Linked DNA regions of Homo sapiens: region 1 is linked to region 2. The links are chromatin loops, found by intact Hi-C in ENCODE. Cell type or tissue: CD14-positive monocyte. All regions are shown on one strand. Links, peaks and the distances in the headings refer to the core of each region. The heading gives the core; the rest is flanking DNA.

Region 1 (5,389 bases), core at 291-5,290, 59 kb after region 2:
GGCTCCCACAGCATTGGACAGTTCCACCCCTGTGGCTTTGCAGGGTACAGCCCCCTTCTTGGCTGCCTTCATGGGCTGGCATTGAGTGTCTGCAGCTATTCCAGGTGCATGATGCAAGCTGTTGGTGGAGCTACCATTCTGGGGTCTGGAAGATGGTCACCCTCTTCTTGCAGCTCCACTAGGCAGTGCCCTAGTGGGGACTCTGTGTGGGGGCTCTGACCACACATTTCCCTTCTGCACTGGCCTAGCAGAGGTTCTCCATGAGGGTTCCATCCCTGCAGCAAACTTCTGCCTGGACATCTAGGGATTTCCATACATCCTCTGAAATCTAGGCTGAGGTTCCAAACCCTCAATCCTTGATTTCTGTGCACCTACAGGCCCAACATCACGTGTAAGCAGCCAAGGCTTGGGGCTTGCACCCCCTGAAGCAACCAGCCTGAGCTCTACATTGGCCCCTTTTAGCCACAGCTGGGATGCAGGGCACCATGTCTCTAGACTGCACAAAGCAGCAAGGCCCTGGGCCTAGTCAACAAAACCACTTTTTCCTCCTAGGCCTCTGGGCCTGTGATGGGAGGGGCTGCCATGAAGACCTCTGATATGTGCTGGAGACATTTTCCCCCATTATCTTGGTGATCAACATTTGGCTCCTCATTACTTATGCAAATTTCTGAAGCCAGCTTGAATTTCTCCTCCGAAAGAACATGGGTTTTTCTTTTCTATCACATTGTCAGGCTGCAAATATTCTGAATTTTCATGATCTGCTTCCCTTTTATACATAAGTTTCAATTCCAAACCAATCTTTGTGAATACGTAAAACTGAATGCTTTTAACAGCACCCAAGACACCTCTTGAATGCTTTGTTGCTTAGAAATTTCTTCCACTGGATACTCTAAATTATTTCTCTCAAGTTAAAATTCCACAGATCTCTAGGGCAGGGGCAAAATGCCACGTCTCTTTGCTAAAACATAGAAAGAGTCACCTTTATGCCAGTTACCAACAAGTTCCTAATCTCCATTTTCAGCCTGGACTTCACTGTCCCTATGACTATCAGCATTTTGGTCAAAGTCATTCAACAAGTCTCTAGGAAGTTCCAAACTTTCCCACATCTTCCTCTCTTCTTCTGAGCCTCCAAACTTTTCCAACCTCTGCCTGTTACCTAGTTCCAAAGTCACTTTCACATTTTCACTTTCACTTTCACATTTCACTTTCACCGGCTAGTGAGCAGTACCTCACTACCCGGTACCAATTTACTATATTAGTCCATTCTCACGCTGCTGTAAGGACATATCTGAGACTGGGTAATTTATAAAGGAAAGTGGTTTAATTGACTCACAGTTCCACATGGCTGGGGAAGCCTCAACTTACAGTTATGGCAGAAGGGGAAGCAAATATGTTCTTCTTCACATGGCAGCAGGAAGAAGTGCTGAGCAAAGAAGGAATAACCCTTTATAAAACCATCAGATCTTGTAATAACTTACTCACTATCATGAGAACAGCAGCACTTGGGATAACCACCACATGATTTAATTACCTCCCACTGGGTCCCTCCCACAACACGTGGGGATTATGGGAACTACAAGTCAAGATAAGATTTAAGTGGGGATACAGCCAAACCATATCACTCACTTCCCAAACTTTATTTAATTTTCAGATCCAGACCCATTGAATGAAGAGGTGGCCAGGTTCCTAGAAGGGACTCTGCAATATTGCTACAAATATATGCTATAATTCTCCCAGTCCTTACCACCACTTACTAGGGGGTCTGTACACCAGGAAAAGTGGAATACTTGACATTTTAAAAATTACTGGACACAGGGCCTGAGTTGCATTGATACATGGAGATCCAAACCATAACCATATCTAATCCTGTCTTGGCATCTGCTTCTCAGAAAACCCCACCTCATAAGGAGAGAGCCAGCATGAAAATGGAGTTGTTTCAGAAAAAGAAACAGGTTCTGGTGATCCATCTGGACACTGGATCAGATCATGCCTGGAGTCAGGTTGTTCCATTATCACTATCCAAGTCAATAAATTCACCATTGGTTTAAGCCAGTTTGAGTTATGGTTTCTGTCTCTTGAGCATCCCTTGACAGTAACATATTAAGACTCCTGATAGGCAGGAAAGATGATGGTAACAGATTTGCAATTATTGTTCTTAAGGAAGGTTCTCATGCCCTTTCCTGGAGTTGATCTCAATATCCGCAATGAGGAAGGGGACAATGTGAGTCTACAAATCCCGTGTATAAAGCTCCTTTTTTTCATAAATCATGTTTGCTCTCTTGCTTCTCCTATCTACAAGTACATTTCCACATATATATGTTTTGTATTTATATATACAAACACATATCCACATTTGCAAAATATACAAACATTATCTGTCTATCATCTATCTATCTATCTATCTATCTATCTATCTATCTATCTATCTATCTATCTATCTATCTAAAATATAAGGGAGCCAGGCATGGTGGCTCACGCCTGTAATCCCAGCACTTTGGGAGGCCGAGGCAAGTGGATCATCTGAGGTTGGGAGTTCGAGACCAGCCTGACCAACACAGAGAAACCCTGTCTCTACTAAAAATACAAAATTAGCCAGGCATGGTAGCACATGCCTGTAATCCCAGCTACTCGGGAGGCTGAGGCAGGAGAATCATTTGAACCCGGGAGGTGGAGGTTGCGGTGAGCCGAGATTGTGCCATTGCACAATCTTGTTGCCTGGGCAACAAGAGCGAAACTCTGTCTCAAAAAATAAAATAAAAAAATTATATATATATACGCGTATATATACATATATATATGCATATATATGTATATATATACGCGTATATATACATATATATGCATATATATGTATATATATACGCGTATATATGCATATATATACATATACATATATATACATATATACACACATATATATATGAATATATATATACACATATATATGTATATACACATGGAAAGTTTTTTGACATTGTCCTAAATTAAGAACAGAAGATTGTGATTGTTGTCTGCTACCAGAGATCCTTAATTTTTGGAGTAGAATAGTAGAAAAGATCAGGACATCTCCTCCCTCAGAGCATCACCTTGGTATGCCTACTGCTTCCTCCCCTGGCCCAAATGTGTACCTCACCAGCTCTGGGTCCCTGAATCTATTCAGGGAGTTGCAACATCCCACATTAGGCAGAGGGTTGAGAAAGTGACATCACAACCCATGATGCCTGAAACCCTTGAGCTGGCCTCAGTGTCTCAGTGCCTTATGACTGAGGCTTCATTGCCTCATCAAAAGTACCATCCTGCCCAGAGAAGGAAGGTAGTCCCAACTCTGGCCAACTTGGAATCAGCAATCTCACACACCCCCAACATAACAACTGCCACTTGTCACACTTCCAAACCACTCTTAGCTGATGACCTTGTTTATACTGCCTCAGAAAAAATGAAACCAGCCAGAAGGAACTTTCCCCAGCCTCCAACTCAATATTTACCTGTGTTTGCACTCACATTTCTGCTTTCCTTCATGCTCCGTTTCAAAGCCAAACCTGCCTGTGGTGTTATGTTATATATTGGTTTTCATCCACAGTTCCTGGTTCCTAACTCCCATGGCCCTTGTTACAGTCTTTTGTGATAATGTTAGGTGTGTGAGGCCTCATGGGCGGGACTCTGACCTTCTGCTTCAAGGCAGGACTCTAATGCTTCCCTGCCTTTCTGATTGTGGATCTTAAGACCCTCCCATGAGAGGGTCTGACCCTATACCCTGGGAGAAGGAATGCTGACATCATGAAGCTTCCATCAAAACTCAAGAGGAAAGGGTTCAGTGAGCTTCCAGATAGCTGAACATGTGGAGGTTCCTGGAGGGTGGTGCACCAGGGAGGACATGAAATCTCCATGCCCCTTCCCCCACACCTTGCCCTATGTACGCGTCTTTTCATCTGTTTCCCTCGTAATATCCTTTATAATGAACCAGTAAATGTAAGTAAGTGTTTCCCGGAGTTCTGTGAGCCACTCTAGCAAATTAATTGAACCCAAAGAGGGGGTTATGAGTACTCCAACTTGAGGTCAGGCGTAGTGGCACATGCCTAAAATCCTAGCACTTTGGGAGGCTGAGGCGAGTGGATCACTTGAGGTCAGGAGTGTGAGACCAGCCTGGCCAACATGGTGAAACCCCATCTCTACTAAAAATACAAAAAAAAAAAAAATTAGAGGGGCGTGGTGGTGCCTGCCTGTAGTCCCAGCTACTCGGGAGGCTGAGGCAGAATTGCTTGAACCCAGGAGGTGGAGGTCGCAGAGCCGAGAGCATGCCACTGCTCTCCAGCCTGGGCAACAGAGCAAGACTCAGTCTCAACAAAAAACAAAAAACCTTGAAACTGGTTGGTCAGAAGTTCCAAAGGCCCGGACTTGCAACTGGTATGTGGTGGAGGAGGGAGGGTAGTGTTGGGGACTGAGCCCTCAACCTGTAGGATCTGACATTGTCTCTGGGTAGACAGTGTCCGAATTGAATTAGAGGACACTGAGCTGATGTCCGCTGCTTGGAGTGTGGAGAATAAAGCCCCACATATTTGGTCACAAAATCTTCTGTGTTGATGATCGTTGATTAGTGTTGTGAGTAGAGGAAAAAACACAGAGAAAATTTTCCCTATACACCGCCTGAGGGCACTAGATCTCACCCTACTCATCTTCCCAACAATACTGCTCCAGCAACTTTCTTCTTGCTCTTCTGCATCCCTCATTTTTCAGTCTCTATAGGATCATTCCCCACAATATATCAACATGCTGTTGTTGATCCTGTCTTTAAAAACACTTATATACCTTGTCCTAATGCCACTTCCTTAACTAGCAATCACTTCATTGTTCCCCTTGGCAGAAAATTTTTCAAGAGAATTCTTGATTATTTACTTCAATGCTCATCCAATTGTCTCTTTCTCTCTCTCTCTCTCTCTCTTTTTTTTTTTTTTTTTTTAGTTTTTTTGAGACAGAGTCCCGCTCTCTCACCCAGGCTGGAGTGCAGTGGTGGATCTCGGCTCACTGCAACCTCCACCTTCCAAGTTCAAGTGATTCTCCTGCCTCAGCCTCCTGAGTAGCTGGAACTACAGGTGTGTGCCACCACGCCCAGCTAATTTTTGTATTTAATGGAGATGGGGTTTTACCATGTTGGCCAGGCTGGTCTCGAACTCCTGACCTCAGGTGATCCACCCACCTCGGCTTCTCAGAGTTCTGGAATTACAGGCATGAGCCACCACACCTGGCCCCAACTGTCTCTTAAACCCTCTCCAATCAGACTTTTCCCCCACACTCCACCAAAATGGCTCTTGGATAAACAAAGGATCCTAAAAGTAGCAAGAGAAAAGAAACAAATGACCTACAATGGAGCTCCAATACGCTTGACAACAGA
Region 2 (5,389 bases), core at 150-5,149:
GCAGATTTCTCATTTCTGGATGGTAAGAATTGAGTTATGTGTCCTTTCTAGAACAGTGACTGGAAGTAAAGTGAGAGTGCCATAGAGCAGTTAGGATTTATCTACTAAGAATCAGGCCACTGTTTATATGCTGGATTACATTTATTGATTTGCGTATATTGAACCAGCCTTGCAATGGAGCAGAACAGAGCCCTCAGAAATAACGTCGCATACCTACAACTATCTGATCTTTGACAAACCTGAGAAAAACAAGCAATGGGGAAAGGATTCCCTATTTAATAAATGGTGCTGGGAAAACTGGCTAGCCATATGTAGAAAGCTGAAACTGGATCCCTTCCTTACACCTTATACAAAAATCAATTCAAGATGGATTAAAGATTTAAACATTAGACCTAAAACCATAAAAACCCTAGAAGAAAACCTAGGCATTACCATTCAGGACATAGGCATGGGCAAGGACTTCATGTCCAAAACACCAAAAGCAATGGCAACAAAAGACAAAATTGACAAATGGGATCTAATTAAACTAAAGAGCTTCTGCATAGCAAAAGAAACTACCATCAGAGTGAACAGGCAACCTACAAAATGGGAGAAAATTTTCGCAACCTACTCATCTGACAAAGGGCTAATATCCAGAATCTACAATGAACTCAAACAAATTTACAAGAAAAAAACAAACAACCCCATCAAAAAGTGGGTGAAGGATGTGAACAGACACTTCTCAAAAGAAGACATTTATGCAGCCAAAAAACATGAAAAAATGCTCATCATCACTGGCCATCAGAGAAATGCAAATCAAAACCACTATGAGATACCATCTCACACCAGTTAGAATGACAATCATTAAAAAGTCAGGAAACAACAGGTGCTGGAGAGGATGTGGACAAATGGGAACACTTTTACACTGTTGGTGGGACTGTAAACTAGTTCAACCATTGTGGAAGTCAGTGTGGCGATTCCTCAGGGATCTAGAACTAGAAATACCATTTGACCCAGCAATCCCATTACTGGGTATATACCCAAATGACTATAAATCATGCTGCTATAAAGACACATGCACACGTATGTTTACTGAGGCATTATTCACAATAGCAAAGACTTGGAACCAACCCAAATGCCCAACAATGATAGACTGGATTAAGAAAATGTGGCACATATACACCATGGAATACTATGCAGCCATAAAAAATGATGAGTTCCTGTCCTTTGTAGGGACATGGATGAAATTGGAAATCATCATTCTCAGTAAACTATTGCAAGAACAAAAAACCAAACACTGCATATTCTCACTCATAGGTGGGAATTGAACAATGAGATTACATGGACACAGGAAGGGGAATATCACACTCTGGGGACTGTGGTGGGGTGGGGGGAGGGGGGAGGGATGGCATTGGGAGATATACCTAATGCTAGATGACGAGTTAGTGGGTGCAGCGCACCAGCATGGCACATGTATACATATGTAACTAACCTGCACAATGTGCACATGTACCCTAAAACTTAAAGTATAATAAAAAAAAAAAAATCAGGTCAGCCTCCCTCAAATATATGGCCATATGGAGAACGGTAGCTACTTAAACAAAATCAGGGGCATTTTAGCACCTGTGTGTAAAGAAAGAGATATTGGGTAGGCAACCAAAAGAAACTTCTACACTATATAAGGGGCCCAAAGCCTTAAGTAACAGCTGAAGATCACTGGGAATAACATTTCAGAAACCTGCAGAGCATTACTCAGCTGTCTCTTGCTCTGCTGTGGCTATCGTTTTCTTTTTCTTCCCTGCCTGCCTTATTACCCTCTCCCTCCCTCTCCTTAAGCTAAACTGGCCATGAACTGGAATTAGTCTACACCACTTTGAAGGTCTACTGCATGCAAAGGACCTTAATAATACAACTTAATATTTGGGGTGGGATTATTAAAATTATATGAGCCTTATTACTTTAAAATCAATTCATTGTTTTATGTCTATTTCTAAACCAAATGGCTATTTAATATCAAAAGCTCATTTCTTTCTTTCTTTTTATTATGGTAATCAATAATCTTCCACAGAGAAAAGATTTTCCACGGAGTTATTGCCACCAAAATATGTAAAACTCTCCATTGGCGCATGGGTTTTTCTTCATAATTGTTTATTGTATCTCAAAATACTGATGAATATATCATTTTCTCCTATTGGCCATTTTATTCTATGGTCAGAATTATATTCTCTCCATTAGTGGGAAGTCTTTTGTTTCCATAAAACACTTCCTATTATAGTTCCTTGTCCCAAAGACCATATGTGCACCATTGTGATAACTGACAAGGATCAGTTGCTTTGTGTCCCAAAATGTGCTCTAATTATGGAAATAAATGTTATTCTTTAACTGAGAAGGAATCTGATGTGAATTGTCAGGAATTATATGAGTGTACAGAGGTGATCATAAGGAATAAGGATGATTTTTTTTTTTAAGACAGAATCTCATTCTGTTGTCCAGGCTGGAGTAGAGTGGTGCAATCTCAGCTCACTGCAACCTCTGCCCCCAGGGTTGAAGTGATTCTCATGTCTCAGCCACCCAAGTAGCTGGGATTACAGGTATGTGCCACCATGCCCCAGCTAATTTTTTGTATTTTTAGTAGAGATGGGGTTTTGCTATGTTGGCCAGGCCAGTCTTGAACTCCTGGCCTCAAGTGATCCACCCACCTTGGCCTCCTAAAGGGGGCCAAGGGATTACAGAAGGATGATTGGTTTTTAACATAACAAACCTTTATTAAAGATAGGCCAGTTCTTTCACTGACCTAAAAAACACAGGAAAGCATATAGACTTTCAAGCAAAAAATTCCCTAGTTGAAGTCTCCACTGACATATTTCCTATTTTTGTGGCTTTTTGAAAGTTGTTTCTAATCTTAGTTTTCTTGTTTCTGAAGTTGAAAATGAAAAACAATAGGGTGTCCTTGTAATTTATTGTCTAGTTGGGACATTTTCTGCATATCCCCCTCAGGGAATCTTTTAGGCTTTTTGGAGGAAAAAGGTGAGTTGAAGTTAATATATGTGTAGAAAAGTGCACATATTTTGAGTGGATTTTTGCAAACCGAGTAAACTATGAAATTAACACCCAGATTTAAAAATCTATTAAACCAGCATTTAGATCAAGAAATAGACTTTTACCAGCATTTAAACTGTGATACTTTTGAAAGCAAAAGGTGGCGCTATTTTAACAGCCTGAATGAGACATAAATGACACGCAATGAACTGCAAATTTAAGTCGCACAGTTTGGTGAGTTCTGACATACACCCGTGAAACTGTTGCCACAGTCAAGATGATAAACATATCCACCATCCCTTGTGCCTCTCTGTAATTCCTCCTTTCATTCCCTACTTCCTATCTCCAGGCAACCACTGACCTGGTTTTTGTCACTATAGTTTGCATTATCTAGAATTTTATACAAACAGAATTATACATTATGTCCCTTTTCATTTGACTTCTTTCACACAATTAGAGATTCTTACATGTTGTGGTATCAATAGTTTGGTCCTATTTATTTCTGAGTAGTATTCCATTGTATAGATATACTATAAATTGTTTATCCATTCTCCTGGTGATGTACATTTGGATTTCCAGTTCTGGGTTATTATAAACAAAGCTTCTATAAACATTCATGGAAAAGTTTTGGTATGGACATATGTACTCATTTTTCTTATGTAAATATCTAGGAGTAGAATGGCTGAGTTACCACTGGTAGCTGTATTTAAGTTTTTGAGAAACTGTTGATTTTGCAAAGTGGTTGCACGATTTTAGGTTCTTTACAGAAATGGGTGAAATTAAAGTTTCTCTACATCTTTGTCAACAACTGGTATGGACGGTTTAAAAAATTTTAACCATTCTAGTGAGTATCTGAACTTGGCTTTATTTTGCATTTTCCTAGTGACTAATGATGGTAAATATGTTTTCACATGTTTATTTGAGGATGTTGTATTTTTAATTACACTAAGACAACAGGCATAAATTGAGACTTTCTTATGCAATTTGGGGCATATGGTTACCCAAACAAAGAAGAATGAAGGAGGTGAAGGAAGAAGGATATGGAGAAAGGAAAAAGCCTAACTCATTGAATTATAATGCGACAATGCCTTGTTAATTTAAAGTTACATAAAATTTTATTCTTTTTATTCCATAAGCTAATAATAATAATGCAAGTTTGTTCTTTTATCCTCAAAGGAAAAATATGGTAAAAGTTTTATCTTGACTAAGGATCTGAGGGTCAACATTTTAATAGTTAGCAAAATGCTATGTTTATCATTCATATATTCAAAATGTACTTATCTTTAAACCAAATGGTATATACTCTAAGACATCAGAAAGTATTTACTAAATAGTACAATATAGTAACCATCTTGTAACACTGTACTTAATATAGCTCAATTTTATAAAATATTGCAAATAGTTCTACCGTTTAAGCAATTCTAGATTTTATTTTTTTCCCTTAGAGCAACAAATCAGAATGCATGATTATAGAATGCTAAAAGCTCTTTTGGAGATATTTTGCCAGGCATCTTTGAGGAGAAATTTTAGAGAATCAACAACACTTGATTAAGCATTTTTGAACTGTAAGTTTTTTCTTCTGCTCTCCTGTGGCAAAAAACAAACATAAAACAAAAAACCATATTGGCAATTGCAGATGTTTATAAACATTCCATTATTTTTTTTCTGTTTTAATTATCTTTAAAGATGAAATAATCTCTGTCTATAGGCTAGAGCAGCAAGTTTATGCAAGAGAATATGAAAACATCCTTCCTTCCAGTAGAATATGTATCCATAGTGCATGATGTCCACTGAGGTTTTGTAATATTTTTACATGCAATGTTGCTATTGCAATTATTATCAACAACCTATAATGTTTTGTACATAGTAAGCTTTCAAATGGTGTTAGGATTCAACATGGGACATAAAGCCTAAGAATGGAACCAGATTCCCTAGGGTTTCAGTATTTGATTTCTTCTAAGGGCAGACTAGAAGACTGCCCTTAATATAATCTATGTGTTTTGGGATTTTTTTATGGTGATGAACAAAGTAAACATTTGAGCTGGAAATCACTGGAAGTATTCAAACCAAACAAAAGGGTAATAAAAAGTAAACCTATCCTTAACTTTAAAACCAAGCATGGGTTCTTCTGGTTGATGGGTGTATAGTTGAGAAAGCATTTTTCTCCAGAACTATTCAGTTTCACTGACGGGGAAGTCTTTTATGGCATGATAACCAATTATTGAATGATTTTATACATATTTAAAGGAAAAGGTTGAGCTGCTATCTCACAAAGAATCAGCTTCTTATGAGACAAAAGCTGTGTGCTTGAAATCCTGTCTCCACTCTGAAAATCACATAATCTTGGGCAGTTTATTTTGCCTTGTTTAAA

What was found. A loop is a pair of places that touch in the nucleus more often than their neighbours do. Peaks named below come from ENCODE experiments on the same cell type or tissue, not always from the same donor. Only the 100,000 strongest peaks of a DNase experiment are listed, where the experiment ranks them.
Region 1: a loop joins it to region 2, with 10 times the contacts of the local background. A loop is called at or near these places in 7 of 110 quality-filtered maps.

The regions. Positions count from the first base shown.
Region 1 is chr7:90,459,348-90,464,736 of GRCh38, reverse strand. No RefSeq gene overlaps it. Among named protein-coding and RNA genes, the nearest start is that of PTTG1IP2, 7.6 kb to the left of the region's middle. In CD14-positive monocyte, for the core only: no CTCF peak of the experiment used is centred there; DNase peaks (open chromatin) are centred at 1,406 and 3,216; H3K4me3 peaks cover 1,015 bases; H3K27ac peaks cover 873 bases.
Region 2 is chr7:90,518,502-90,523,890 of GRCh38, reverse strand. No RefSeq gene overlaps it. Among named protein-coding and RNA genes, the nearest start is that of PTTG1IP2, 52 kb to the right of the region's middle. In CD14-positive monocyte, for the core only: a CTCF peak has its summit at 3,165; no DNase peak of the experiment used is centred there; H3K27me3 peaks cover 280 bases.